Linked DNA regions of Homo sapiens: region 2 is linked to region 1. The links are chromatin loops, found by intact Hi-C in ENCODE. Cell type or tissue: IMR-90. All regions are shown on one strand. Links, peaks and the distances in the headings refer to the core of each region. The heading gives the core; the rest is flanking DNA. Region 1 has its middle 62 kb from the start of MAMDC2. Region 2 overlaps MAMDC2 (MAM domain containing 2).

Region 1 (15,519 bases), core at 6,223-10,222:
TTTGTATTTTTAGTAGAGACGGGGTCTCTATTTGAGACCCCGAGGTCAGGCTTGTCTCGAACTCCTGACCTTAGGCGAGCCACCCACCTCGGCCTCCCAAAGTGCTGGGATTACAGGCGTGAGCCACCACACCCGGCAAATCATGGGTCTTAAGCCAAGTTTTGTTTGATGTAAAAAGAGGTGAGAATTCCAAAGATGAAGAGGCCCTCATTGTGTGGAGAGACAGATGCTGGGCTACAGCTCAGGGCACTGCAGTGTTCATGCCAGCTTGACCACTAGCTGACTGTGTGAGTATCTGTATTTCTCTGGGCCTCAGTTTCACCGATTTCAAAGGTAGAGAAGTGGTGTAGATAATCTCTGTGGCCCTTTGAGGTTTGTACAAGTTGCTTTTCCTACCATGGAGTAACATGGAATTGGGAGGGAAGAGAACCATAAAGCTTCTTCAGATGTTTTATAGGCTTTTTCTTGTGGAGGTTGTAGGACTGAAGGGATGTTCATGTACGTGGCTGGGGCAGGGGAAGGGGGATGAAACTTCACATATACCATCAACATTTGACTAAATGATCCAGTTTCTGCCACCCACTGCCCAGGTATGACATGTTTGTGCCTAAGACTGAGACAGAGGCCATGGAAACAAGGGCGTAGGGGGATCATATTAGGGAAATACAGCATTTGGAGAGAATAATTCATCATACTTATTGTAGTGTTCATAGAGGCAAAGCAGGGAGCAGAAGATGAACATGTCCTTAAGTGGCTGGAGCTCAGAGCCGACTCTGATCACAGGGTGTTGCCTCCACCTTTCCACTCCTTCAGTTTTGCCAGACTCACCTTCTCTCCCTGCATCACCTCTCAGCGTCCAGTCATTCTTTATTCTCTTAGTCTTTCAGTCCTTTTCTGACTCACCTAACATCCTATCAATTCTGAACACCAAGCCAGTCATGGCCCTGCTCCCACCAGCCCGCAAATGGGTGGCCTCTTGGCCTTCCCACCCTGTCTTTCACATCAGTGAGAACTCATCGGATTCCTCCATCCCTGACGTAGGTTACCTCATCCTTCTTTTTTGAACCCTATTTCTTGGAAAATTCTGTGTCTTCTTTTTATCTCAGCCCAAATCCCTGTAGTCATGGCTAGTTCCTGACACCTGCTCCTTTAACAATCCTGTATATCTTGCAACTTTGTCTCTCTTTATTGACATTTTCCAAATGATACATTTTCCCAAGTCTCTTTTTATTAAAAATAAAACAAACAAAAATGACTTTTTTTGGCTTGGGTTTAATAAACAGAGTAATGGTAATTTTAAAAAATGAATAAATTTAGTATTTTAACCCAGTCTCATGGTTGTTGTTGCAACTTGGTGAAACAGAACTTTGGATCTGGTTATGGAATGGAAGGACATATTTTGAATAGGAACCCCAACTCATATGGGCTTCATATTAAGAGGAACTGAAAATCCAAAGGAAGGCCGGCCAAAGGGAACCCTTGGTTTTATAGCTCAATGATGTTATCAAGAACCTGATTGCTTTCATTTTTTTGTTTCCCCTTCCATGGTGTCGACTTCATCTAAAACGAAATTTTCTTGTGGTCCTAAGATGGCTACAAGCAGCTCTATGGGCTTCCTGTTCTCCTCAGAGGCAAGAGAAGCTCCCTCCCAACATCCCCAGCAGGAGTCCTGAGGTTTTCTCTAAGTAGTCTGACTGAAGTTATGCGCTCACTGCTGAACTAATCACTGTGGTTATGGAGCAAATGTCATGGTTGCCATAATCTCGGCCACATGCTCTACTGCCAGAGCTGGAGTGCAGTTTAGGTCCCTGAAACTACATGGTTCCCCTAAACTAAGTCAGAGGGTTTGTCCTTTACTCATGTACTTCCAGGACCTGAAGGTTGGTTTGGACCCCACTTACTGACACATCTCTAGATCCATGTCTAGCTGGTGCTCTAAGCTTTCTCAGCCCCAGCCCTCCCACTCAACTTGAACACTAGATATTAACAAAGTGCCAGGTGGAAAACTCCAGAATTGTGCATGGCAGCATGTGTGCAGAGATGAAAAGACACAGAGAAGTGAGGAGGGGTGAGGACTGTTTGGTCCTATAATAGTGATGCGGTGATATCATGACTTTAAACTCTCCAAACATCTGCTGGGAGGCTCCTACTGCTAAAAGTGGAACAGCTGATTAGAGGACAAAGGGAATCGAGCTTCCACTTAATTCTGACCAAAAGGAAAGGCCAGTTGGTGAAACAGAAGGTATGGGAAGCATGGGAGGAAATGACTGATTCACCTTGGAATTTGTAATAGCAGAGAAACGGACAAATGGGCATGTTCAGACACATCCATTGGATTTTTTTTTTTTTTTTTTTAGTCTAAGAAAGGCGAAGTGAGCCCATAGTCAGTTTCTAAAAGGGACTATCACTTAAGAAGGATAAGTAGCTTTAGAAAAGAAATGCCTACTCTGTAATCTTGGGTTATTCTAATGAGAAGTTCACTGAGGAAACATTAAAGAAACTGAGTGTGTTTAGGGTACAACCAAACCCAGATTTAGAAGGAACAGAAACAGCCGGCTTGATGGCTCATGCCTGTAATCCCAGCACTTTGGGAGAATGAGGCGGGAGGACCACCTGAGGTCAGGAGTTAGAGACCAGCCTGACCAACATGGAGAAACCCTGTCTCTACTAAAAATACAAAATTAGCCAGGCGTGGTGGTGCATGCCTGTAATCCCAGCTACTCGGGAGGCTGAGGCAGGAGAATCGCTTGAATCCAGGAGGCAGAGGTTGCGGTGAGCCGAGATCATGCCACCGCACTCCAGCCTGGGCAACAAGAGCAAAACTCCGTCTCAAAAAAAAAAAAAAAAAGAAAAAAGAAAAAAGAAAAAAGAAAAAATTAAAGAAAGAACAGAAACAGAATCTGGGAGGAAAGCCACACGTAGTGAAGGCTGAGTGTAACATGTGTCATTCATGGCTGAGTGACACAAATCTGTGCAGACGCAGCATCCCAAAGGCTAATTGTAGATAAGTTGACACTTGTATCTTTTGTAGAGATGAGGTTTCGCCATGTTGCCCAGGCTGGTCTCAAATTCCTGGGCTCAAGTGGAAAATGATTGCAAAGAGGGAAGGCACCCAAGATGGAGCTGGGCACCTTCTAATTTTAGAAGGGGTGTTATAGTAAGCACAAACTTAGTATTAAATTGCCAGTAAAATTTTTGATTAGATTACTAAACAAGTGGGTGGTTTTCAAGCACTTAGAAAAGTAGATAATCACCAGAAACACGTGTAGATAAACCAAGAATTATCTCCAAATAAGGTGACTTGGGTTTAAAGTCATTAGGCTTATTATCAGGAATATATCTGTATCCTGCAAATAAAAAATTTAACAAATCTTTAAATAAAACATCCTATGATAATTATGCAGGCAAGATAAACAAACATAGGCTGGATCATCAACAATTTATATGGCTGTTGATTTAATGCATCACAGCCATTTTGAGAAAAAAGTAGTCTTCCCTGCTATCTTTGGCAAAATACTATTAAGATACTTTTAATTAAACAACATAGATGGCTAGGTAAATAATATCTTTATTAGATTTGTGGATAAGACCATGTTATTATGTGAGTAAAATGAATTAGTATTTTAAAGATCTTCCCAGGTTGGAGAAAAATGGACAGAAGCTAGTAAGGTAAAGTTGAAAAGGGACTTATGCAAAGTTTGGCATTAGGTTAAAATAAAATTGCAACAGTACTGTATAGCAGCATAGAATGACAGGAATTCTGATTTCGGAACAAAACTATACTTGGCAATTTTAGTTGATGATGAATGGCATTTGAATTAGGAAGAGTGTAGTCTAACTACAATTTAACCTTGGGTTGCATTTTTGGAAGCCAGGCCTTCAGATCTGCCCTGGTCCGCCTGCTGCTGGAGTTGATGCCCAGTTTTGTTCAGTACACAACATGGTGTAATCTGACGGGTGCTGGAAGCCATATCTGCGATTATGGGTCCAGGAGATATAAACACGCAGGATGTCTTCCAGGGCCAATGAACAGACCTACTGGTGAGAAGAGAGGGCTCTTATTGGAGAATATGTGAGAAAACCATATTGGCAGGATGGGCAGAGGCAGATGGTAAGGCTAGGCTCTTGAATTCCCAGTCTAAAGATTGTGAGCCTTACCTCTTAGACAACACAGAGGTTCCAAGCACTCATAAGTGGGATGAGAGAGTGGATGAGAGTTGTACTTTGGAGGATAGATCTGAGATTTTAAATGTTATGGAGGCAATGCAATGGAAAGTCGTGGACTGGGTGGATAAGTGTTTAGGATCTGAAACCAGGACTGGGACAGAATGCTGGTCTTCAATTTCCTGGGCATTTAACTTTGGGCATGATTCTTTACCTCTCTGTGCCTCTGTTTTCTCATCTGTAAAATGTGGATAATAATATTATCTACCTTATTAAGTTGTGAGGAGGATTAAATACATTAAATATATATGAAGTGGGGCCAGGTACAGTGACTCATGCCTGTAATCCTAGCACTTTGGGAGGCCAAGGCAGGTGGATCACCCGAGGTCAGGAGTTCAAGACCAGCCTGACCAACATGGAGAAAACCTGTCTCTACTAAAAATACAAAATTAGCCAGGAGTGGTGGCGCAGGCCTGTAATCCTAGCTACTTGGGAGGCTGAGGCAGAAGAATTGCTTGAACCCAGGAGGCAGAGGTTGTGGTGAGCTGAGATTGCACCATTGTACTCCAGCCTGGGCAACAAGAGCGAAACTCCATCTCAAAATAAATAAATAAATAAATAAATAAAATATATATATGAAGTGCTTAGAACAGTTCCTGGCACATTGTAGTGCTCAATGAACGCTAACAGTGGCTATGATTACAATTCAAACCTGGAATGAGCAGGCAGTAAAAACTAGAGAAAGGAAGGAACAGCTGCACAGAGTGTAATGAAGGCAAAATTCGGAGGCCTTGCTGCTTACCTGGAGATAGCTCTCTTGGTCTCTTGCATACGTCTCAACCTTTGCTCTTATCGTGCTTGCAAGGTGGTGTCTGCATGGTATTCTACATGGCTACCTTGCTGCCCAAGGTCTTCCCCTTCACCCATGCCCAGAGTGAATTCCATAGCCATTCAGCCCTTACCTGACTTTTCATGTGTACATGTGTCTCACTCTACCCAATTTCAGGCTTGTTGAGGTCAGGTACTGTTGTACATGTTTCCTTTTATCGCCCGCAACATCTAGCACAGTCTCTTGCATGTATGCCTGTTCCAAACTGAATTTTGTTCATGCAGGAATGGCTTAAGTTAATGAGGATTCTAAGTTCCCAAGCTCGTGTTGGGGAAATGGTGGCACTTGTGATGAAAGAGTGAAGCACAAGGGAGAAGTCCATTAGCTTCAGAAGTTATGGGTTCAGTTTTGGGATATAATGAGGTTACCAATTATGTGGGATTAGGTTCAAAAGGCACTAAGGCAGCAGTATAATCTAGACAAAATTGCCTTTAAGTTCCTTAAATCTCAATGTTTCTCAATAAGTGATTTTAGTTGTATTGGGTCTAGTCAGCCTGTCATAAGTTGACCATGGATGAAACTGGTGGTTTATGTTTTGGGAAACATGCTGCACCAAAGATTATGCTTTTCTGGGTGTATAAGGTGGTGGTGATGGTGCCCTCTGTATTTTCTCAAAGTAGGCACTATGAAATTACACATATTCACATTATAAATGACTGGACTCTAGTATAATTATGTGGCATCCAGGTAGAGATGTCTAATGAAAGTATGTGAAAGATTTAATGCTTCCTGGCTCTCTGAGATTTTTCTTTCTTTTCATAGTTATAACCATTGGGGGAAATCACCCATCATTTGGCAAATCTAAATAAACAAATGGCCTTGAAGATGACATTCACTGCAGAGTTGGGCTTGAAAGTTGGCACAGAGGTGTAGGGAAGGATGAGTTCCCTCCACTCTTCAGTTTTTCTTTCTTCCCCATCGTGATACCTCCACTTTCTACACTATCCCAAGTACCCACACAGGGAGAGGAAGCAAAGAATATTCTGGAAATGCTTTTCATTCCTTCAGCAGATGTGAACTATTGCGTCAACCAATGGTTTCATAGACTGGGATAAAAAGACTACTATCAGCCTAACATTGTTTGTGTATAACTATTCATAGTTATAAATCAGAGTGGACATTTAAAAACCATTAATTAACTTCAGAAGGAAAAGTGAAAACCAAAGTGCAATGTTTTATTTTGCTAAACTCAAGAAACAATTTTAATAACCCCAATGAACCTAGAATCCAGCAACTGAGTAACAACCCGTTAGGCAGAAAATATGTCTCATCAAAGGAACAATCTAGCCATGTGTTGATGGTCAATAGACAATAGTTGGCTGATAGAAATTAGCCATGAGCAAATCCTAAATATGAACGCCATGGAGTTTTCACCTCAAATGCCCGAGAAAGGTTGCCTTGTTTTGTTGATATTGCTGTTAAGGAAAAAGAAAATCATGAATCTGGATATCCTTCCTCCTAATATTAACCATCTGCCCAAATGTAACCTGCTTATTTCCTGGCTGACATTCGGTTTTTGTGGCTCTTTCTTTTCATGGTGATTGTGAAAATCCCTAATGGTGACTAGTGCTCGCTAATGTAATATGGGACGGTCATTTTGAGGCTGGTTTCCAAGTTCTTCATCTGTAAGTCCTCTTCCCCCAAAATTCCTTAAATTCAAATATTGCAACTCCAAGAGGGTGGCCAGGCAAACCCACGTTCTTTGTGAAAACCTCCCAAATGAAATATGTTTTGAACATTTTTTAGAAGGTTAGAAAGGAAGAGTTGAGCAAAAGGACGCAAGGCCAAGGTCAACTATCTCTCATTAAAGGGAAAAGGGGACTTAAGGCTGTTTTCCAGGGTCCCCCCCAGGAGCAGAGAGGAATCTCTCCTCTACTAATAGTTAGCAGCTGTTCAAACAGAGGTGCTAACCTCAATTGTCTTAACCAAAAGTGGTTGAAAAATAACGTTTAAAAGAAGTGACAAGGTGCTATCTCTAAGTTTGAAGGATTATGCAGCAAAGGTTGGAATAGAAAAATAGGAGGCTCTCAAAGATATTCCTCAAACTTTAGCTATTTTGCTCAATCTTGGGCTTTTGTTGGATCTATTGTCTGTGTGGATCCAACATACTATTTGAGAGAGAAGTTGTCCTGACTTCCATGACTCAAGTGTGTGTTGCATAGGTAACATTGGGGGAGAGTCTAAGAGAGTTTGGAGAGAGATTCATATTTAGCCACATCCTCAAGGCTTTCTCATCAGCCCCAAATCTGACTGAGCCTTAAATCATTAAGCTGAAAGGAAGAGTTAATTTTCATTGGGCCTTGTTTTCATATGAAAGATAATTACAAATAACTGCAGTGAGATGCCTGGTGAGGGTTCCTGTTGCATGGTTCCCAGGGAGGGGTAGATTCAAGTTACTCCTATTTGTCAGTCAGTATTTTTCATTTACCTATAACCTTTTCTTATGAATTAATTCCAAGTGCTCTGTTGAAGGCTTCTCCGGACGGAGTCTCAGTTGTATCTGCCTTGGCATTTTTCCAGCCCCTACTGTTCCAGCTATAGGTGTTTAATTGACATTGCACTGAGAGAGGATCTCATGAACATTTAAAGCCCCAGTGCATAGAGGCACAAACGCAGTCAGAGGAAGTGGAGTGACTGGCTTCATTTCTCACTTGAAGGGCTATGACCTATTAGAGAAGAATGTGGAAGCCAAGAGTCAAAGGGAGGGAAAAACGCAGCTCATGCTGGAATTCTAGACGCCCTACAACCCCTGGGTGATGTACGGGTTGCTCTTGAAGGCAGAAATCTGCTCTCTTCCAATTTCTCTGGCTTTCATCCTTAAAGCTTGTCCATAATTTCAGGCTGGTTGAAATGGATGCCATGTTACTGGGATCTACACTGCACCACTTAAAAAATATTCTCCTTTCACTTGGCCTAAACAATGTGTATCTCCTTTTTACCTCTTCCTGTTGCAGAGATAAAATGCTCAGCAAGGAGTTAATGGTTTTACAGTGATGCAGCTGGCAGCAGTAGATCACAGAGCTCAGTACAGGAATCCAATTATTTCCTTTGTCTAAGATGAAAACCTATACTTCAGGGGTGGGGGAAGGGCCTGTGCTGTAGGGTTGCTTGATTTAAGATTTTGTTCTAGAAAGAAGGATGGTTCTCTGATGCAGCTCAGCTCCTGGGTCACAGAAGCTTGCCTTTCTCCTGCTTGATGTTAGCCACCTGAACACACTTGGGATCCAGGAAATAGGAAAAAATAGACTCCTTTTTCTAGGTTTCTGACTACTTTAGAGCTTAGAATGTGCAACTAAACTAGCCTTAAATATCATAGGCTAATGATGATGGTGACTCCAGAAACTTACTATTAATGTAGAGGACATTTTGGCAGCAATTTGTAAGGAGAAGATGCTTCTGAGGTCTCGGAGAGCAGATGTAGAAAGAAATCTGCAAATGCGTAGACAGATAGGATAGATAGATAGCTAGAAACTCCTCTCTCTGGGGCTTTCTGTTGACTTAAGAGTAGGCAGACACATTTCCAATTCCAAATCAAAGAAAATGCTTGGGTCTCATTTAAAAAAAAAGTAATCATTGCAAGATTCACAAAGAATAGAAACAGGTAGATAGTTTCACAGTCATTGGAAACTACATTCATCTTGTCCCAACAATATCATGGAAAGGTACAATTAAATCATTCTCATAAAACAGCAAAAGGCCCAGAAAGGTGAGAGACTTATGAAGGGTACAAAATAATTAGAATCAAAGCTAGGACTAAAAGCCTTGCAGGGTGGGATAGGACAAGAATGTGGACCTTGAAGTCCAATAGATCTGGATTTGAATTATTGTTCTTCAGCATAGCAGGTCTGTGATGGTGGGTAAGGGAAATCCACTTATTTGAGCTTTTATTCTTTCATGAAAATGGGAAAATAATGCTTACCTGATGAGTTGTTAAGAGGATTAGTGATAATGTACATAAATGTGTTTTTCCCATAGTAATTCTGCAGAGTAGATGAAAGTGAACAGTGGGCACTACGATGGAAAGGAAGTCAGATTCAGATTATGAAGGAACTAGAATTCATCAGCTGTGCCTGGCAAGATGCTTGGTTACAAAGAGCAGAGATGGGCTTTGACCAATAGTGATATGGCATGGCCAAGCCTACTTCAGCATTCTATAGGCTCAAATGCTCATTTCTTCTCCACATCCTCTCCCCACCCTTCTCCATCCTTCTCTGCCACAGGAGACTGACTTTTATGACCATGTCAACAGGCTCCCTTGCCCATTGCTTTTTGCTTGGGTTTGGCCAAGGTGAGGCACCAGCGGGAGGATGAGAAGAGAAAATGATCAAAGTGTTTTCCCCTCTGGCTGTCTCCCTGCTGGGCCAAGAGGAGCTGTATCTGTTTCTCTTGGAAGGCCAGGGCTCTTTTGTGTAGCCCTTTCCTATAGCTCCAGCTATGGCTCTCTCCTTTTTAAAGTAACCCTTCTTTCTCTTGCTCCTTCAGCTGTGGGAATGATAAAAGGCTCTCTGCTTTAACCAGTCCCAGAGGCTTCAGCACGCCTCACTGGTTTCTCTTAACTCTGTGCACACCTTTGTAAATAGTCCCTCATGAAACTCTCCTCAATAACCTTGCATGTAGTATCTATTTGCTGCAGAGACTCTTCCGTTTAGAGCTGAATATTATTGTCCCTATTTTATAGATGAGAAAACCAGCCCAACAGCATGTTGAAATACTCTCGTAACTCTGGGCTTGAACTCAGATTGCAGATGCCCATCATAAAACTCAGGCTCTCTCTATGAACTGTGTCTACCCCACTGCCTTCATGTTAAAAAGAGCCCATGGCCTTCAGCTGAAGTATTACACTCTGGCCTTTCACACACTCGCGCATGTGTGGGGACATGCTTTTGGAGGAGTGCCCCCTTCTTTCTATGAAGAGTCGATCCAGCTCTATCCTACCTGCCAAATGGAATCTGGGTCTTTGTTTTCAATTGTTGAAGAACCTCTCCTTCTTCGGTTAAAAGAATTACTCTGAATCCCCTGTTTTTACTCAGGAATACCTCCTGAGATTTTGATATTTGTAATTCTGTTAAGCGTAACTCTTAAACGCAATTATTGGAAAACAACCTTAATAAAATCTGACCCAAGGCAAGTCCTGAAATACCAGATCATAGAGGAACCTAATTAACTACTTTTTTTCCTGCTATAGAAGCCACAAAGCACATTAGAGCTGGAAATGGCCTTAAAGATTATTCAGGCTCTCAACCTAATTTTAATAACACAGACCCTCTTAAAATTTGAAGAAGCTATAAACCCTCTCTCAAGAAAAATGTGTATTTTGTCTTGCTTGTTATCTTTCTCTCTCTTTTTAAAAAATAGAGACAGGGTCTCACTATAGTTTCCTGGGCTGTTCTTGAACTCCTGGGCTTCAGCAATTCTCCTGCCCCAGTCTCTCAAGTATCTGGGACTACAGGCACATGCCATGGCACCCTTTCTCTTTCTCATTCACGCATCCACATGTATACACACTCTTACCTTTTTTTGATTCATTGTCATTGTGAAGCCCACTCATGGGTTCCCAGATTAATGACCCCTCTTTTAGGCAAATTCCTTTGGTTTGCAGATGAGGACGCTGATACCTACTCAGATAAAATGACTTACCCAGGGTTAGAGGTTCATATTTTGATCAGATTGGGCTGTTATGCTGCAATAATAAACAACAATAATCTCAGTAGCTTAAAACAACATTTTTCCCCCTCATTCATGTAGTTTCCTCTGTGGCTTAGCATGGGGCTCTGCTCTTTGTCATCTATACTCGGTGATGCAGGGTGACAGACAAATGCCTTCTAGAATATCATCCGTCATCATGACAAAAGAAGAGAAAGCATTGCAAACCATGCACATGCACTGATTCTTTAAGCTTCTGCCTGAAAGTGACACATCACTGCTGGTCGTACTTCATTGGCCCAACTGAGTTCTATGGCCATGCTTACCTCTAGGGTGGCAGAGAAACAACTGGTGGAGAACACAAATGACTGAGAAAGCTGGAAAAGCCAGAGTAGAACCAAGGCATTGTTTTATTTATTTATTTATTTTTGAGATGGAGTATCGCTCTGTTGCCCAGGCTTGAGTGCAATGGTGTGATCTCAGCTCAGTGCAACCTCCACTTCCTGGGTTCAAGCCATTCCCCTGCCTCAGCCTCCCAAGTAGCTGGAACTACAGGCATGTGCCACCACACCTGGCTAATTTTTGTATTTTTAGTAGAGACAGGGTTTCATCATGTTGGCCAGGCTGATCTCGAACTCCTGACCTCAAGTGATCCACCTGCCTCGGCCTCCCAAAGTGCTGGGATTACAGGGCATTGTTATTTTTTGTCTGAGTCCCTCTACTCTTCTAAGGCTACCATTATCATTATCTAATTCATCTGGATGTAGCCTGTAGAAGATTTGTCATCCACTTAACAGGGTTATGTTTTTGATATAAAATTGAGTCTAACTTGGAGATTTCTGTTGTTTTATTTGTAAATGCTGATTTTCTAACAGTTCATTTAAGATGCTATTGCAACAAAGGAGACCTGTCTCATTTAGGATGGGCCATTATTGATTTTATAGAACACTCATTTTTCAAGTGAAAACCTTTCCTTTCTATTGTCTGGATTGCCCTTATTTGTCTTCGTTTCTAATACTCATTTATTTCCCCTGGTCCTCCATAGCTTGTGGCCAATAGTGTTACCAATGCAAACACAGAGGAGTCTCTGGATTTTTTTTTTTAATTTAGCAATTGATAACAGTTGCACCTCTATTTTTATCTTCCATTATTCATTAATTTTATATTTTATTGAATACTTGCTTCTGCTATGAGGATGGTAATAAGGGTTAAATTACAAAATTTGCCTAGCCTAGCACAAAGGAGTTGCTCAAAACATGTGATGTGGGATGTGTGTGTGTGTGTGTGTGTGTGTGTGTGTTTATTTTTTATTTTGAAATCAACATAGGATGATGACTAAGAGCACACACTCTGGAGTCTGGCAGGGTGGGTCAGCATCTTCATGCAACCACTTACTATAAGCCATTCGATTTTTAGATGATTTTGTCAACCTTTCTGTGCCTCAGTTTTCTCATTGGCGAGATAGGGCTAATAATGCTACCAAACTCCTGGGCTGTGGTGAAGAGTAATTGAGATAATATATGTACAACATCTGCCACAGGATGTGGTTTGGAGAAATCAGCATGCATATTGGAAAATAGGATCGCTATTTGCCAACTGGGTAGTATATCGAGTAGGAAAGAATATAGGTTTTGGAATTCAGTAGACTTAAGTTCAAATCTCAGCTCTGTCATGGTGTGAATTGGAGCAAATTACTTACCTCTCTGAGCCCCAGTCTCCTCTTTGGTATCATGTGATAGTCCTCCTCACCTTGCAGGGTATTTGGAAGGACCTCATGGGAATATGACACTACAATATCTCACACGGTGCATCGCACGTTGAAAGAGTCAATAAATACTAGTTCTTCTGGATGTGGTGGGGTACATGAAGATGGATAAAGGAAACAATTCCTCTCCCTTGCCTTCCAGGGGTTCATAATCTCATTGTGGAGATAAAACATATCTACAAATAACTACAGATAACCTAAAATGCTGAGTGCAGTGCAAGAGATACAGCTTATGGGCTGTGGAAGTTTGCATTAGGTGAGTTACTATAGAAGGGTCATTTGAGCTGGGCTGTTGGCTTTGGCTGAGATACTTTAATTTACAAATATCGCTTGTTTTTCTTTCTCCCTCTTTCCTCATCAACCCCTTCCTCACCTCCAAACCCGAGAATACTCTATTATGCACCACTGATAAATTTTGCCCGGAGAGGAGAAATTCATTACCCTCCCTGCCAGCGCAGTTTGCTGATGCACTCTGTTTTCTGGTTGTGATATTTACAGCAGCTCAGTTAAGATTTAATTTTCTATTATTGCCTGAACTTTGCAGCCCTCATTTTTCATTTGCTGTCTGAGAGTCATTGCTTCAGCACCCTGGAACCACTGCCGGAAAGACTTACTTAACATTCAGAATCAATGAACAAACAGGAGAAACGTTTTACTAGAGACAGGGCTTTAGTGATGTGGGGTTTAGCTTTGATTCCTAGCAATAGTTTTAGTCTATTCTTTCCACTTCCTGTGACCAGCTGCATTTCTCCAACTCATTATCGCATAAGATGTCTCAGAGGTACCTGAGCCTGGGTGTTCTCTCCTGGAAATGTTACAGTCCAGGATCTTTCTGGATGTCATTATTATTTCCTTTTAATTTTGGCCTCTGGCCTTGCTTGATAATGTGGGAACCCTAATTTTCCTTTTCCTTTTCTCAGGTCTCTTGCTGGACTTGCCACATGACACAAAAACCTTGTCTAAAGAGATCTCAGGGCTAGCAGGCCTTTTCCCTGCCTCATTATCTGTGGATTCATTTAGTTGATGAGACAGGATTTTGATTAATGTGTTTTTCTACTCCAGAACTCACTGCTGCCTGCAAAATCCCTTCCCTTTTACCTCATGGGAGTGTTCATCAGGGATGTGGGTGTTTGGAGACTTTCTCACCCCACTGCCTTCCATCCTGTGGTCCTTCTACTGAGGCACTGGTAGACTTATGGTCATTCAGTACTTGTGACATTTTGGTACCTGCCTGCCCTCCCCAATATGCATATCAATCCCCTGGAACTGGGAGCAGCCGTTTTGTACAATTTGACTATGCCTTCCTAGAGACAACATTGGTAGAATGGGAGCTTAACAAAAATAGGGACAATGAGTCTTTTCCATGAGATATTGGATTTGGGACTGAGAAAGAATTGGTCCAGTCTCTTTATGAGGCTGTAGCCACAGATGCAAAAGTAAGGGGAGTTGGATGCCATTTTTCTTCTAGGTAGAGCCAGTGTGCAGTGAGAAAAATGGAGCAGGCAAGCACAGAGGAGATGTTGAGATGGAGGATCCAGAGGGCACATGGTTCCAGCTGTTCCTAAGGCCCAGGAGTGCCTTTCTTCTTGTGGGGTTGACACTTCATTGGGTACCACAAGATATCATCAAACCTTTCCAATAAATCTCCTCATTGGCTGTTGCAAGTTGTTTTCTGTCACAGGTAATCAAAAAGTCCTAACTGACACAGTGTTTTGTAATTGCTGGTTTTATGCTTCTGGCAATAGCTAACCAAGCATGAGTTTAGGTTATTATTTAGCACCCTTCTGATTGTAAAGGAAAATGTTAAAACTTCAGTGTGCTCCAAAAAGAGTCACCAAACACACACAAAAAGTTGAAATCAGGGTCTTGAAGAGATATTTGTACAGCCATCTTCCTAGCAGCACTATTGACAATAGCCAAAAGGTGGAAGCAACCCAAGTGCCCATCAATGGATGAATGGATAAACAGAATGTGGGATACACATATAATGGAATATTATTCAGTCTTAAAAAAGAAAGGAAGTTCTGGTATGTGCAACACCATGGATGAATCTTGAGGGCATTATGCTAAATGAAATAAGCCAGTCATAAAAAGACAAACACTGTATAATTCCACTGATGTGAGGTACCGAGAGTAGTCAGATTAGAGACAGAAAGTACAATGGTGGTTGTCAGGGGTTGGGGGAGAAGAAAACGGAAAGTTGTCGTTCAGTGTATACACAGTTTCAGCTTTGAAACATGAAGAGTTCTGGAGATTGTTTGCATAGCAATGTGAGTGTACTTAATATTACTGAATTGTCCCCTTAAAATGATTAAGAAGGTAAAATTTATGTTATGTACATTTTACCACAACTTTTAAAAAGAATCATCAAATTCTCCAAATAACATCTTTGATTTCTGGGATGTGGAGAGAGGATGAACGTGGGCTATGAATGAGAGGACCACATTCTATTCCTTGCTTTGAACTCAAATAAATGATTTGTCCAACGTCACTTCTTTATACCTCATTTCACTCACATGCTCCTTTAATTCATTCACACAAGTATCTGCTATGTAGGTTCTAGGTCCTGTGCAAAATCATGGGAACACAAAGGTGAATAAGAGGGTTGTTGAGGAAACTTGCTCAAAGCAAGTAATCTCTGTGTGGATTTGGAAAGATCAACCAAGAGGATTTCACCAGGTGTGAAAGTGGAAGATGGTATTCCAGGCAGCATGCAAAGAAGTTTCAAGAATTCTGAGAACTTTTTGTTTTGAAGCCTGGGCCACAGATGGAGGCAGAAAGAGGAAAGGGTGGTTGCAGTTGGGGCTGAATTGAGAGACAAGACTGAACTGTAAATGGGCTATCTATGGATTATTTTGGAGGTAGGCAGGGTTTCCTTCTGTGTGTTCTGTGGCCCGCTGGCCCCTTCAGAGGTTCATGAACAAATAATCTGGTTGATGGTCCATACTGTAACCCCCTTTTGGCTATGTTGAGTACCTCATTAGCATACAAAAGGTCAGAAAAATTCCTGCTGTAAAAATCTTGACTTTGTTTAACCCAACAGTTCCTAAACTTATAT
Region 2 (15,519 bases), core at 4,662-8,661, 100 kb after region 1:
TCATTGGTAATAAACCATGCTCTACCTGACCCTCCACCCCAAGGGGAAGCCCTGAGATGCTATAGATGACTATTGGCTCACTTACCGTGCATTATTAGCAGAGCTCCCAAAAGAATGAATCTCACTGGCACAGACTGTTGTGTACAAGTATGGATCTAGGATGATTTTCTGATGTTGAGACACAGAAGCTCTCAAAGGGCTTATTCAAGGAACAAATTCATGACATTATAAACTGCTATAAGAATGACCTTAACTATTCTCTCCTACTGAGTGAGCCACCCAGCAGAGCACCATGAGTATAAACAGCCCTAGACTGTCAGATCTTATTGTTTTGTTGATGAGCACACATGGTCCTTAAGCATACAGTGTGGGTGGTCTGCTGGGGGGTTATGAATCAAAGCCAAGGGGGTTTGCTTTCTGGTCAGCCTCCATGAGTTATTTGTGAGCACTGGACTAATTGCTTCTAAACTGCACATGTAATGGCCACTTCTGAGTTTTTGATAGGAAAATGGCTACTTGTTTATTCTCAGATGTCATAATAAATCTGTCCTTTGCAAACCAGAGACCCAGCATGAACACATGAATGGGTGAGTTTCAGAGGACTTCCCTGGGATCCACAGCTCACTGTGCAACCTTGCAGAAGTTGTTTGACAGGTGTGCCTTCGGCCTGTCCCCAACATAAGCAAAACACACCTGCCCTTTATCTGGCTGAGTGGGAGCATGTGCAGCTGCAGTCGATTAAAACTGAATGAAAGTTTGTCTGCAAACAGAGCTTCTTGGTGGTTAGATGTTGTGTAATTACAAGTGTTATTGCAAAATACTATTCTTATTTACTTTGTGTATGTTGAAACACTTTAAATGTATCATTCATTTTGTAGGGCAGATAGTATTTTCTCCATCTCCTGTTTTTGCTTTAATACACTATTGGTTATTTTAAATGACCAAACCATTCATGCCTTTATGACCATTCAAATAATACAGAATATGGGGGATAAATGACTAATTAATAGATTAATAGTCTTCCTCTTCCCATCTCCTCGAGGTAGCTAATATTATCAAAGCAGCGTGCTGCATGCATCTTTCCACAATCACTCTATGTATGTAGAAACATTATTTTTAAAGCTTATGAAAGTGTACCTATGTTTTTATATGCTGTAGCACTATACATGTATGTGTACATATATCCACACACATTCATGCATGTGACATTTCCAAGTCTATAGAGATCTGCACATTCATACATGTGACATTTCCAGGTCAACAGCGATCTAACTCATTATTTTAAATAGTTGCCTAACAGTCTGTAATATGGATCATAATCTATTTAATCATTTTCCTGTTGCTGGAAATTTTTATTTTTATTTTTTACCTTAAGGTCCTCTGTTAAGAAAAAAGGAAGAAAAAAGTGCCTTGCTCTGCAGTGGTGGGGTTTGCAGGGGCAGTTGGTTGGGCCGTGTGTGTATTTGGGAGTATTGTTTGTTTACACAGTCAGTTTCCTAGGTTTCCATGTGTCATTGCCAATCTGTGTTGAGTTAGCGGCCAACAGCTCTTCCTAAACCACGTCTTGTGGCCAAGTGCAAACTGAACATCGAGGAATGGAAAATATTGCAGAGTTTCTAAATGGTCAGGAAGGTTTTAATCCCCAAACAGGTCTAGTTCCTATTTTGTGAAAAACAGTGTGGAAACACCTAATTTTTAAAAATCCTCCACTGTCAAATGAAGAGAGATTTGGGGTTACTGGTCCGGTTAGGTGCCCTGACTCAGGCATCCCTGGAACATAATACTTCCACAGTAGACTGTCAGCTCACTGAGGTAGGCCCTTTGATGTGTTTTTGTTTTCTGCCTGGCATAAAGTAGGCACTTAATAATAAATGTTTGTTGAGCCAAATGGTTTACATAGGGCTGAAAATTACCTTTTTTTGTTTGATTTTTGAGAGTCTGGCTGAAGAGAGACTGTCAGCTGTTTGTTTGACACAAAGGAGAGAGCTTGATGGGACAGGGAAGGGGAAGAAGGGCAGGCCAGGAGTAAGATTTAATTTGGGAGTAGGCAGGGAAGAGGAAAATGAGGTAATGTGGTTTGGTCTAGTGATAGATGATAAGTCAGATCTTGAGGATGTTTATCTTGGGCTCAAGAGCAATGGAAAGCCACAAGAACCGTCCTGGAGGGGGAGGGAATGTCCAAATCTGTGAGTGGAGAGCTGACTTAGGCTTTGAATGTGTCATTGTAATTGATGACCAGGGAGGCACTGTCCTCTCCTGCCCCTTGCTTGGGATGAGTTTGTTATACCTTATTTTTATAGTCCTGCCAGGTCTCCATGCACCAAAGCATATTCAGAACAGCAGAAACAAAACTTTAATGTTTCGTATTATGAGTTTGTCTGTAGTATGGTTTGTGTGTGTGTACATACCACACATTTCCACAGATAGACCAACACAAGTAAAATTAGGGGATATTAAAAAACCCTTCAAAAACAATGAAACTGCCTTACAAATTCTCAGTCTTCTCCAGACTTCTCTGAAGAACTCAAGACTTCTCTTGAAGTCTTGGTGTCTTCGAGAGACTTTTAACCAATCTCCCAAAGAGTGTAGAAGCTTGTGGATAGATTCAGCAAATTGAAGGTCCCATAGTCATCATATGAGCTAGCCCCAGGCTCAATCCACTAAGCGAAAGAAATTTCATGAGATCTTTTTTTTTCTGGAGGCCCCCTGAGGCCATTACTTCCTCCTGGGAATATCTAAGGAAGCTAACCAATTACAATCAAATCACCTAATTCTTACCCGTCACCTACTGTGCCTATGCCAGATGTTCTTACCTGTGATAATCTTATTTCCAATAAAAATAAAAGACACCCTGCCTGGACAGAACAGACTGTCACAGCTCCAGTGTCATCCACAAGATGAGTGTGGCTTAGGCCTGTGGGGCAGGGAAAATAAAAGAGAAGAAACAAATGCATACAGGAATTTCCATCTTGCTTCTTGATACAGACTGTGAAGTGTTAGGATATACAGAATGTGGCTGAGTCCATGAGTTTACAACCAGCCTGGGCAACATAGCAAGACCCTGTCTCTATAAATAAATAAATAAATGATATAGAGAACATGGAATAATAATATCCTCTTAAATGATTGCTGGGGAGCTCAGATAAGATGGTGTGGGTAACAGCCCTTATGTAAGCTACAGAAATCTCTATGAATTATAGTTGTTCTGGAAATGTCAAATTCATTAGGTAAAAAAACTCTTTTAAAAAAGGCATCTTCAAAAGCCAAGCTTCAGTCTAATATAATTTGCCCATGGAAGTAAGTCTGTAATTCACATATTTAAAAAGTGAATGAAAGGATGGTCTTTCATTTAATATCACTAGTTTTTTATGCTTTTACTCAATTGTTCCTAGTTTGGAGTGCTATCATCTTCTAACCTCTGCAAGACTATTGGGGTATTTTTAAATATATATATCCTCTACCTTATAATCCGATAAATTAAAGAAGTGGCTGGACTTCTTATCTGAAAGGAAAGTCAGGTGTGATTACAGCCTTATGTCCAGAAAGCCTGCTACAAGTGACTAGCCCAGGTTTGGGTCTGTTTCTGGCATAATTACTGTTGGAGGGCTGATGAGAGAAAAGTGTCAATCATGGAAGTTACTTGCCTTTGAAGAGAGGCAATTCCTTGTTCTTTCAGACCTGCAAGCTTAAGGAGCAACTTCCTCTATCTGGTTCACTCTTGGCGCATAATACAATGCCACCTGCAAGTCAGAACTTTCTAATAAATGCCTCTCCCCCACTACATTGTCCAAAAGGAATGTTGAAAATGTAAAAAAAATTAAGATACAATGGAAATATTCTAGAAGACACTACCTATCATCTGTAAAATTTCAAAGCATGTTTAGCGCCTAGCATCTCCTGCTAAAGATGGAAAAAACAAAAAGGAATCATAGGACATTTTATTTTATAAGTAAAATCAGAAGGCATAATAGCCAACCTGGCCAACTTTTGAAAACTGTGGAAGGCAGCAGTGGCTGCTATTGTCTCATTTTCAGATATGAATGGGTGGTTTGCCCACTGTTGCCCTCCCTTCTCTCTTTATATTGTACCACTGATGTTTAGCAGTACTATAATAAATCAATATTTTCATTTTACAGTGTATATCTATGGGATTCTCTCATTTTCATTTTTTAAAGTTATATTTGTTTTGTACTAGAGTTTTGGAAAATAGTTCATATATCGTTGCTTTTATTAAAAAAAAAGTGTTGCTCATTCTATAGCTAAAGCAATTAAGGGATCCATAGTTCAGTGAAAATTTTTTTTGCATGGATATAATATGTCTCCTAAGCCAAAGCAAGTCCTGTCCAATCCACCACTTATGACAATCTATTCTGTATAAAAGCAATAAGTCACATGTCAGAAGGGAGTTGTAACTGAAGAGAAGGATGGCACTTCTCACTGAAAGAAGCCAGAGAGCTCCAGGTCAGGCACTGCATTCCATTCCCTTGGCTGTGTTCCTCTTTGCATGCTTACGCATGATTTCTTCCTTTCTTTCTTTCTTTTTTTTTTTTTTTTAATACCTTTTATCCCAAGCCAAAGTCCAGCCTATCAGGGGCCCAAGGAAAAATAAAAAATGAATGCCCTGTAGTACTTTAAGTTTATACATATTAATGTGGGTTCAATTTGCTATTATCAAGGAGATTCTTTAGCCAGACACAATTAAATGTGAGAGGGACACAAAGAAACATCTTGCCTCAATTTCAGTAAAGATGAGCATGTCCTGGCTTTACCACTAATTAGCTAAGAGACTTAAGAATAATTGAGAGAGGGAGTTAGTTAGCCTCAATGTCTTCTCAAGTCTTTTCCAATGTTAATGTTTTGTGATCTCGAGCCATACAAAGAAACCCAACTAAGTATCACCTATGTGTTTTCTAATGTATCAACTCCTCCTTGGCATCAAAATATGTTGGAATCTTCTTCTGCTCACCTGGCACTTCTCAAAGTATATACTGTGAGGTTTCTGTGAGACGGGAGACTCATAACCCTTAAATCTCTCACTCAGGTCTTTCATGTATCTGTTTGCAGGTCTGACTTCCTATTTAGCTACCTCCTTATGTTGTATCTTGGCCATAGTCTCTGAAGAATTGTCACCCAGACAGCTCTCACTCAAGGTGACCTGACTTAAGATTGCCAGAAAAGAATAACTAATGCCATGAAAATCTGTTTTGTTTACAGCTCTATCTCCAGGGACTAGAACAGTACCTGATATAGAGTAGATGCTCAACAAATATTGCAGAATGAATGAACTCAGAGCTGGTTCCACGTCATCATGCCATGGGCTCCATATAGTCACAATCACACGCTAGATAGGTATCCCCAGTGGTTCTTTTTTCTCACCTCACCCCCTGCCTAACCTTTACTCCACTAACAATGTCTTTATTTTCCTCCCTCTGCCTGATTCCTTTCCTAGGTTAATTTTATACAAATCTTTTATTAACTTGATTAATAATCTAAATGTGCTTTCAATTCAGTGAATAAGCCATTTGGAATGAGCTTGGCTTCCCAGTTATTATGATCCACTGAAACTATAAGGCAAGTACAACCAAAGGATGTTGAGATAAATGATATATCTTTGAACTTGAATTGTTAGGCTCTACCAGTGAGGAGTCAGCTGAAGGCAACTTTTCTCCACTGGTAACAGTACGTGGCCAGAAAGGGGAAAAGTCTGGCAACAGAGGCCTGAATGAATGTCAAACCCAGGGATTTTTTAAAAATCATGAACTTTACTATATCTGAAATTGCAGTGATGGGGAAAATTAAACTTGTTTTAATATAGAATTTTATTACATCTAACAGATACATAATTTACTATATCACACTTCCTTTAATCTGTAAATATAAGTACCCAAAATAGACAATAAGAAATCAAGGGTAAACATTAAGACATTAAAGCTGCACTACAGGGCCCCTTGTCATTCACAGCAATGCTAGTCCTAGGATGATCTTCTGTTCCCAAATTAGGTGCGATAAGGCATTTGGAAAACAAATTGTCTGAAGTTTGGGAAGACGATAACTCTCCTCAGTATTACCATCAACAGCCTTTTACCGTGGGGGCATAGACACCGTCCCTAGAGTTTTAAGTCCTCCAGTGAATGCTTGTAACTTGTTCCCCTAGGCTCCTGGGACCAAGTTCATTCCATCAAGGGGTGGTGCCAACTGGGAAGTCTGGAGCTTAGAAGATTAGATTCTTTACTTCTTAGGGTCTTAGTTTTGTCAAAGTACCTCTTACCCAGGGAGCTATCCAAGGTGCTGTCTGAAACTCCTTGTCATCTGGTAAAACTGAATCTTTTTTCCCAGTGTCAACATATATTCCTGCCTAGCTTAGTCTCGCCCTCCTGACTTTGTCTAATCCTGACGCCATCTGTGTTTCCCAGTTTGGATTTGACCAGACTACTGCTTGTTTCCAAATCCTGAGATGTGTTCTGAGGCATTCATAACTTGCCCTCAACTAACCCTCTGCCTGCCTCTTGTCTTGACTCTGCCTAGTCTGACTTAACTATTGCCCTCTCCTAAGATTGATTACCCTGCCCCCCATCTGGTTTTTGTGTATCTATGGTACATGTAAGCAAAATGATAGAGATCAGAAGTTAATCAACATGAGAAATTACACCTCAAGAAATTTGCAACTTTTTATTTTTTATTAATATAAATTACCTATGTTATATATACTTTTGAAAAAATAAGCTTTCTAATGAGAAAGCACCTAGTTATACAGAGACTATAAGGAAAAATAGTTTTTTTAGTTTATTATCTTTCAACATGTTTGTTAAAGTTAATTAAATATTCAGCTACTGTTGGCAAGATTAATATTATTATTGGAGTATATATTTGCATAAAGACTTTAGTCCCATTCACAATTTTTAGTTGAAATAAAGAAAAGAAAATTGTTTTGACTATAGTGGTGGACAACAATTCTGGCAATTGGTGCTAAAATTTATTTGTTAAGATACACTTTTTAAAAATTTGAAATACTTTAAACTTGCATACAGTGTCAAAACTTGCCTTGAAGTTAATATATTTTACTGTAATGATAATTTATATTTTATAAAAATACTGTTATATGCTTTCATAAAAATTATCCTCCCATCCGATTTCCACTACAATGTGTATGTTGTCTTTATAAAGAAAAGCGAATCCATATTAATTTAGAGGACTGTGGATATACATCAGGTGTTGTGCAGTTAATTGTGAAACAAGTGCTCTTTGTTTTCTCAGCTTTTTCTACACTGTCTTGAGGAGAAACAAAAGCCTTCAAGCACACCACCCTCTGTGTTCTAGCTATGAAGAGGTTGCTTGCCTTGAGCATTGGCAGTAGTGTTTGTATTGGCATTTAAGGCAGAGCTAATGACTATTTGGAATCATCCACATTCCTTTTCCCAGCCCCTTCTGTGATCAATGACCCACATCTCTAAGACAGCTCTCAAGATTGGGGATGCAGATCATTGTTATTAACAATTTTTTATGTCTGCAGAAAGCAAATAAACCCTCCAGGGATTGAGTTTTTGACCTTGGCTTCTGGCCAACTCCTATCATAGAGTAGAAAATATTATTAACCAGGCACTACATTCTTACTGGGCCCCAGCTGAGCCTTGATTCAATTTAGACTTTAATATAAATAGAACTGAAATGATCAGCTAATCCATTTTAACAGTGAGACCCATTCTAACAAAACCTTACAAGAAAACCTGGTATATGATATAGATAAGAGGAGAGCTAGTCCCTCAGAATGCAAGTCTGGGACTCTCAATCCCCATTACCCTCTCGCTGCTACAGAGTTCTGTCTGAGAACTAGTGACTGTCCACTAACTTTTTTTTCCAGATGGGGAAACTGAGGCTCGGAGTGGTTAACTCACTATTCAAGGCCACACAGTAGGGACAAAGTTGAGTCCAGATATTTGTCTCCTGACCACCTTCTACTGTCCTGTTCACAACCTCTGCCTCTTTCTTTCCCTTTCCCTGTTCCCTTGAGGTTGAAACCAGCACATCATGCACTCAGTCAGACTTTTGTATTGAGAGCTCTTTTGGACCCCAAGTGAAAAATACTCTAATTCAAATTGGCTTAAGCTAAAGAAGGACTTTATCAACTAATATAAATTAAAAGTTCAGGGATATCTGGCTTCAAGGGCATGTAGGGGCTTAAAAGTTCCATTCAATTTAATCTCCATCTCTTTGTATGTCTTAGCTCTGTGTTGTTGTGCTGGCTTCATTTTCATGGACCTTCTTCATGGACTCCAGCAGATGGAAGCATCCAACATTCTTATAGCTGATAGTTCTCATGGAAAGAAAACTTCTTTTTCCCAATTGCGCTAACAAAATTCTTATAATTGAGTCTCATTTACCTGAGCTGGCTCATGCATGTATCCCTGGACCAATCACTGTGGCAAAGGGTTTGGATGATCTGATTGGTCAAGCCTGGGTCATGTAACCATTCCTGGAAAGGGAGTTAAGGGTCAGAGTCAGCCCCATTCAAATCATTTGGACTGAAAATAAGGAAGGGCAGATTTTCCAAAGAAAAACCAGGATACTGTTAACCAGAAATGTCAGGGAATGGATACTAAGAAGGCACAGACAACATGCATCTACTGCAACATCCTCAACCCTTAGTTGGTTTCTGAGTTTGATACTTAGAAACAAAGGCAAGAGAACCCATTGCAGAGCTGCCTGCACTCTTGCTACTTCTGTAGGTCCCCAAACTGCTCTCTATTACGAACTTTTAAATTTTATTATTTCTCAATTAGGGAGTATTTAGGAATTTCTTGATTTTTTTAAAAGGCATAGAATTTAAACATATCTAAATTTTTGGAGGCAATGGGTAGAAACATCTAGAAGTCTTGACACACTTTAGAGTGTTCAGTTGGGAAAGTAAAATAAGATCAGACAACTTTTACAGAAGTCTCTAAGCAGGATATGATGTTGACAACCCCAATCTCTCTGCCTTCCTTGGTTCCATTCCATTTACCCCTGGGCTCCTACAGTTAAACCAAGAAAGGCTTATAGCTGGGTCATCTCAGGTATGCACTATTAGACATGTTCTGGGAAGAAAACCCTGCCTTTTAGGTCTCCTAGGTGAAGAAAGGTAAGAACAATGGGGGAAAAACAAGATTGCTTCAGAAAATCACCATTTTAATCCTGTAGTTTCGTAGAAGGATTCTAACTTTGGCTTCAACTAGAGGTATTTTAGGAGGCTGGCTGCTAGAAGCATGGGCATAGAGGTCCAGGTACTTTTCTCGATTCTGCATTGTCTGATTGACTTTGATCAAGTTTCTCCTCCTCTCTGGGCCTTAGCTTCCAAGTCCTGAAAAGGAAAGGTTGAAAATATAATAATAACAAACTTTCACGTAAATGAGTGTTTTCCAAAGTGTAGTAGGCATACAATGGTGGTTCATGAGATTATTTCAGGGGGCATGTGGCCATAGTTTTCTATTTTAATAATTATGTATTGATTTTTAAACATACTAGATTCACCAGTACAACTACTCCCAAGTTCATGGATAATATGCTAATTTTCCTGAAACCAACTAAAATAAATGCTACATTTTTCAAAGATGAGTACAGTTAAAGAAAAATATTAAGTAATATTAGTACCATTGGTGCACAGATATGGCAAAACCCCAAAAGTGGTACATGAATGATAGAATTTGAGGAGACTGCTATTTACGACTTAAATATAAAATATTTTGATAGTATAGTATTACAATGATTTGACAGACGTAAAATCTGAGACCATGCTTTACTGAGAATGTACACTACACCAGGAATTGTGCTGGGCACTTTCCATGCATGATGTTATTAAATTTACACAAACGTCTCTGTGAGGTTCATATTATTATCTCCATTTTACGCCTGAGAAACTAAGGCTTGGAGGAGGTTGATTACATTTCCTGAAATCATGCACTGATTGGCTGAGTTGTTATTCTAAGTAAGAGCTACCTGATTCTAAAATCCAGGCTCTTTCTGTCAGCTACACTATTACCCCAGGACTCATGGTTAACAGAGAGAGTAAACCAGGACAGCATCTTCTGACTCCAAATCCTGGGCACTTGTTCTCTAGAATTCACAATGCTTCAAATTCCAGAGGGGCTTTCTGATGCTCTTCACAGTCTAGACAGGGCTGAACATGTGCATTCAGAATATGAAGCTTCATACGTCATCCATTTCTGCAAATAATCCCTTGCCCTTTATCATATCAATGAGTTGTAGCTCTAATTTTATGCATATTTGAATTTTTTGCATCTTAAAAATTGCTTTTGTGCTCTACAAGTTTTGGGGAGCTGTTCAGTGTGCACTCTAGTAGGGACTGGCTGAGAGCTGGCAGGAAAATCTAGGGAATTATAAATAGGCTCTTCCTCAGAATGTATACAAGATACAAGGGGAGGGGAGTGGGGACTCTGGGTGGAGAGGGGAAGAGAAAAGAGTGAAGAAATGTTGTGGTGAGGAGAGAAGCTGGATGGAAAAGTTGGGAATACACCAAATACAAACTCCATATGGTTTAGTAATTTTATTTCAGGCTAGCTTTAGGTCCAAATAAATCTTAGGAACTATTGGTACAATGACTCAATTGTACATTTCTCATAGGACTGCAGTGATTACTTAAATAGATTAGTATTTAGTGATTAGCACATGACTTGACCCATAATAAGTCCTCCTGCAAATGGTAGCTGTTATAGTTGTGGAGATAATCATGTATGTTGTTGAAAATGAGCCTTTTTAACCTAAATATGTCTTATACTCATGTAAATAGAAGGTGTTTTCAAAACTCATTAAGTTCTGCATTGAAATGATTATGAATCAAAAAACGAATGAACTAGGGGAACATGACAACATGGATGACAGATATCCAGTTAATTTTCTTAATACATAAAGAATTTTTGTAAATCAGTACTAAAAGCCCAACAACCCAATTAAAAAAATAGGCCAAGGATGTCACACACACACACACACACACACACACATAAAAATATCAGTGGCTTTTAAACATACAAAAAGATGTCATCTGGGCATGGTGGCTCACACCTGTAATCCCAACACTTTGAGAGGCTGAGGCAGAAGGATCACCTGAGGCCAGGAGTTCAAGACCAGCCTTGGCAACACAGTGAGACAAAAAGTTTAAAATTTCTCTACAAAAAGTTTAAAAATTGGCCTGGTGTGGTGGCTCATGCCTGCAGCTACAGCTACTTGGAAGGCTAAGGTGGGAGGATTGCTTGAACCCAGGAGTTCAGGGCTGCAGTGGGTCATGATCACACCACTGCAATCCAGCCTGGGTGACAGAGCAAGACTCTGTCTCAAAAAAAAAAAAAAAAAAAGTTCAATTTAACTCATAGTGAGAGAAACCCAAATTACAATGGCACTGGGATACCATTTTTTATCTATCAAATTGTTTAAATATCAAAAAGTTTAGTAACATACACTGTATTTATGATGATGGGGAAAGTGCTCTAATACATTGTTTCTACCAACATAAATTGGCACAACTTCAGGAATGAAAGTGTGGGAACATTTAGCCAAAGTATAAATGGCACATTTCCTTTAACTCAGCAGTTCCCTTTCGAGGGTCTTCTTCCATGGTTATACTCAGAAATCCGTACTTAGTCCTAAATACAAGAAGATTTATCACCACATTGCTTTTAATAGCTTAAGATTGGAAAATTATGCATCACAAGGGCACCAATTAATTAAATTATGGTACATTTATACAATGGAAAGCTATGCTATGTGGCAGTTAAAGATATGAGGAAGCTTTAGATAGAGAAACAGATAGATAATATAACCATCTCCAAGATATATTCAGTGAAGAACAGCATGGCACAGAATCGCATATAGTATGTTAACTGTTTGTAGAAAAATTAAAAGGCTATATCTAAAGATATGTTTGTGTGTGTTTATACATGAATAAAGTATCTCTGGAAGGGTGTCCCAGAAACTGAGGGTAAGAGGAAGGCTTGGCTTCAGTTTCTTATATCTTTGAATTATGTATCATTCTGTATTACTTACTAAAAATAAACCCCACAGAGTCCACATGGAGAGTTGGCCCTGGAACACTGAGAGACATCATTTGTGTGGTTTTTGCCACCCTCTTTTCTTGCTCGGCTCAGCCCACTGCTATGCTGGAGTAGGTCACAGGCCAAGAGCTGGACATGTGCAAAGCCTTCAGGAAGACCTAATCTCAGAGTCAGGGAGAGAAGGCAGGAGCCACAGTGTAGCCCATTTAATCCAAGAGGGTCCACCATGACTTTCGAATCTAAAATACTCTTTTCACAGATAAAGAACTGGCCTGGAACCTGAGGTTGCAGGATGCCCTGTTACATTTGAATTTCAAATAAAAATCAAATAATTTTTTTAGTATAAGTATGTCCCCAGTGATATTTGGAACATATTTACGAATTTTTAATTGCTTAATTTGGCAATCCGAATCGGATCCGGAATCTGGCTGCTTGTTAGGCAGCAGATACTCTCTGAGCCAGACCTTCCTGATTTAGGAAATGAAGGATGATAACTGTCCAATTGTATCATGGGGTTGCTATGAGGCTTAATTATGCCCCAGTGCTTTGTGAATAGTTAAGTGCTCTAAATTGGTCAGGAATGAACACAGTTGCTATCAGTGTTATTGTCATCAAAACCCTAGTCTCCATGGCAACCAACTTATTGAAACCTACTGCCTTGTTTTCTCCCAACTTTACTGTGATTTATTTCTCATAAGCCTTAGGCACATAGTCATACATTTATCTTTCTTACTTAAGGAAGATTTCCAAATAACGGGGACTTCATTTTCAGTGTTTATTGTTCTTGGACTTAAATTTATTGCCTTAATTTTAAAATATCTTTACCTTAGGTAAATGACTGGCAGGGTAGACTGCTTAATTCATTTGGCATGTATTTATTTAACACCTATTATGTTACTTGGCATTAAAGGTAAAGCGCTGAGTAAAATAGACAAAAACCTGCCATCAATGAATATATGGTCTGGCTGGAGTCCAGCTGTGTTAGAATAGAAGGAGGAGAGTAAGCAGATAAGAAGAGTGCTTATCAAATCTGGCTTGACTATTAGAATCACCTGGGGAGGTGTGTAGGCTTTACTGCAGACCAAGGCCTCCCTCAGTGATTCCATGTGCAGCCAAGGTTGAGAACAGCTGGATTAGAAGGACCAGAGAGCATGTTGGCTCTTGAACTCAATAAAGACTATTTTGCAAGTGATGACTTCTCAGCCAATGCGAATGTGGTTACTTACATAGACATGTAGAGAGTGAATACACAAGCCAGATCTGTAAACTGGGAAAAACAGACGGAAGGAGCAGGAGTCAGTTTTAGAGCAGGCAGGACATGGTATTAGACTGCAGTATTTGAGAAGACCCAAGACTGCCTAAGTAGGGGTTTCCAAACCATCCCTGAGTTCAGACATCAAGCTTCAGAGGCTCATGGAAGGAAGGTTAACTGGGAGGAAACAGACTTAATAGGCAAAATTGCCCTGGACAACAAATGGCTATATAAGACTATTCTGCCTACCTGGTGATCACAGCCATTCTTCTTTGCTCTGCTAATAGATGGATTTCTGTATTCAATTATGTTTGGAGAAAAAAATGTTTTATATTCATGAATCTAGATTAGATTGCTCATTTTACAGATATCATGAGGTTTACCTTCATTTAAACTCTTATTTCTAATCTTACGCTCCCACCATCGTAAGTCATATCTTCTCTATAATGCAATGAAATGAAATGTGTTTACCTCCACTGCTACGTTTTCTTTTTCAATGGAATATTCTTGTTCCTACTTGCTTTTATCCTTTATAATAGATGTAAAATGCAGAACTTGAAATGTGAAAGTCCAAATCAAAGCAAATATGTATGTGTACCCATACATACATACACACATATGTATATATGTGTGTGTGTATATATATTTATTTATGTATCTGTACTATAGTGAAATTTTCATAGGAACTCCTATTTTCTTCTTGCTTAAATGAAGCTGAAAGGTATATAACTCTTTTGTTTGACAGAATTGCCTTGCACAATACATGAGAAAAAATATTCAGCCATGCTGATGGCAGTGTTCTTAGCAAAACTGGTAAGATAGCATCTCTTGTCTTGTGAATGGACACATATTTTATGGAAGGAGAATACCTTTTTCATACCAGGTACACCTGGGGAACTTGCAGGGTGAATTCAGTTACTCATTATCTTCTGATGTCATCATCATCCACATGTATTTTAAATACAGGGACAGTTTTTTTTTTTTTTTTTCTTCAGATGGAGCCTTGCTCTGTTGCCCAGGCTGGAGTGGCAGTGGTAAGATCTCGGGTTACTGAAACCTCCACCTCCCGGGTTCAAGCAGTTCTCCTTCCTCAGCCTCCCAAGTAGCTGGGATTACAGGCACCAACCACCATGCCCGGCTAATTTTTTTTTTTTTATTTTTAGTAGAAATGGGGTTTCACCATGTTGGTCAGGCTGGTTTTGAACTCCTGACCTCAAGTGATCCACCCACCTTGACTTCCCAAAGTGCTGGGATTACAGGCATAAGCCACCGCACTCGGCCTAAATACAGGGACATTTCTATGTTTAGAAGGAATATCTTCCCTACCTGACAAATGATGTAGTGGAAAATGTGTTCTGAGAACTGATCTTTGGTAGAACAAACACTCTCTATCGGGTAATGCAGCCTTTTCTTATATTTTCATCCTTTGTTAAATACCATATAAAGTGAAGCTCCCTTTCCAAATATTATGTGACCTTTCATTGTGGGTTCATCACTTGGTTTTCTGTTGCTGGTTGCTAAGGTAAACTTCTCTTCTAAAACTGCCACTTGGGCCAGCAGGGCTTAAAGCTACACCCTATGACAGACCCTATGACAAAGGGTGGAACAAACATCTGTGGTTGTGGTTTCAAATGTTGGCAGATTGTTTACACTGGAGATTGCCTCCTGGCATTTGTTTTGTTTTTGCCAGGCTTAATGCTTTGTAATCTTTTAAGACTACTTTTGCAGTGTTAGCTATGATATGAGGATAATTTCCCTGTTGTCAGGGAGAACCAAAATGGCATTCAAGACGGCTAAGCAATGCTGACCTCACCATTTCTCCATGTATTGCTGATCTCTGCACTTTGGGACTCCTTGAAATTTGAGGCTGATAAAACTATAGCTCTCTTTAATCTAGAAATGTCACACACTGAAACATTTTCTAAATGCTTCCCACAAACTCTGCATTCCAGAAAGGCAGAGAATTGTGCATTTCAACAATCTTTTGTGTATCCTGACATAGTGAGAATTTGTATTTCAGAAAATATAACAGTAGAGGTATATGTGAAAATAATAACTGTGGTGTGAGTTGCCAGCAAAGTTACAGTTCTCATTAAATATTATATTTCCTTGAATAACAGCAAATTGAGTAATTTGCAAGAAATTGAAACCTAATAGGAGATTTCCATAATAAAAAAGAGTTTTAATGTAGCTTTATATATAAACATGATAAAACAAGACTACCATCAG

The links. Peaks named below come from ENCODE experiments on the same cell type or tissue, not always from the same donor. Only the 100,000 strongest peaks of a DNase experiment are listed, where the experiment ranks them.
Region 2: it touches region 1 in a loop (2.7-fold over the local background); 1 of 110 quality-filtered maps calls a loop at or near these places.

The regions. Positions count from the first base shown.
Region 1 is chr9:69,974,157-69,989,675 of GRCh38, forward strand. No RefSeq gene overlaps it. Among named protein-coding and RNA genes, the nearest start is that of MAMDC2, 62 kb to the right of the region's middle. In IMR-90, for the core only: no CTCF peak of the experiment used is centred there; a DNase peak (open chromatin) is centred at 7,725; H3K27ac peaks cover 146 bases.
Region 2 is chr9:70,079,161-70,094,679 of GRCh38, forward strand. The region is part of intron 2 of MAMDC2 (MAM domain containing 2); the gene reads left to right. Among named protein-coding and RNA genes, the nearest start is that of MAMDC2, 43 kb to the left of the region's middle. In IMR-90, for the core only: no CTCF peak of the experiment used is centred there; a DNase peak (open chromatin) is centred at 6,301.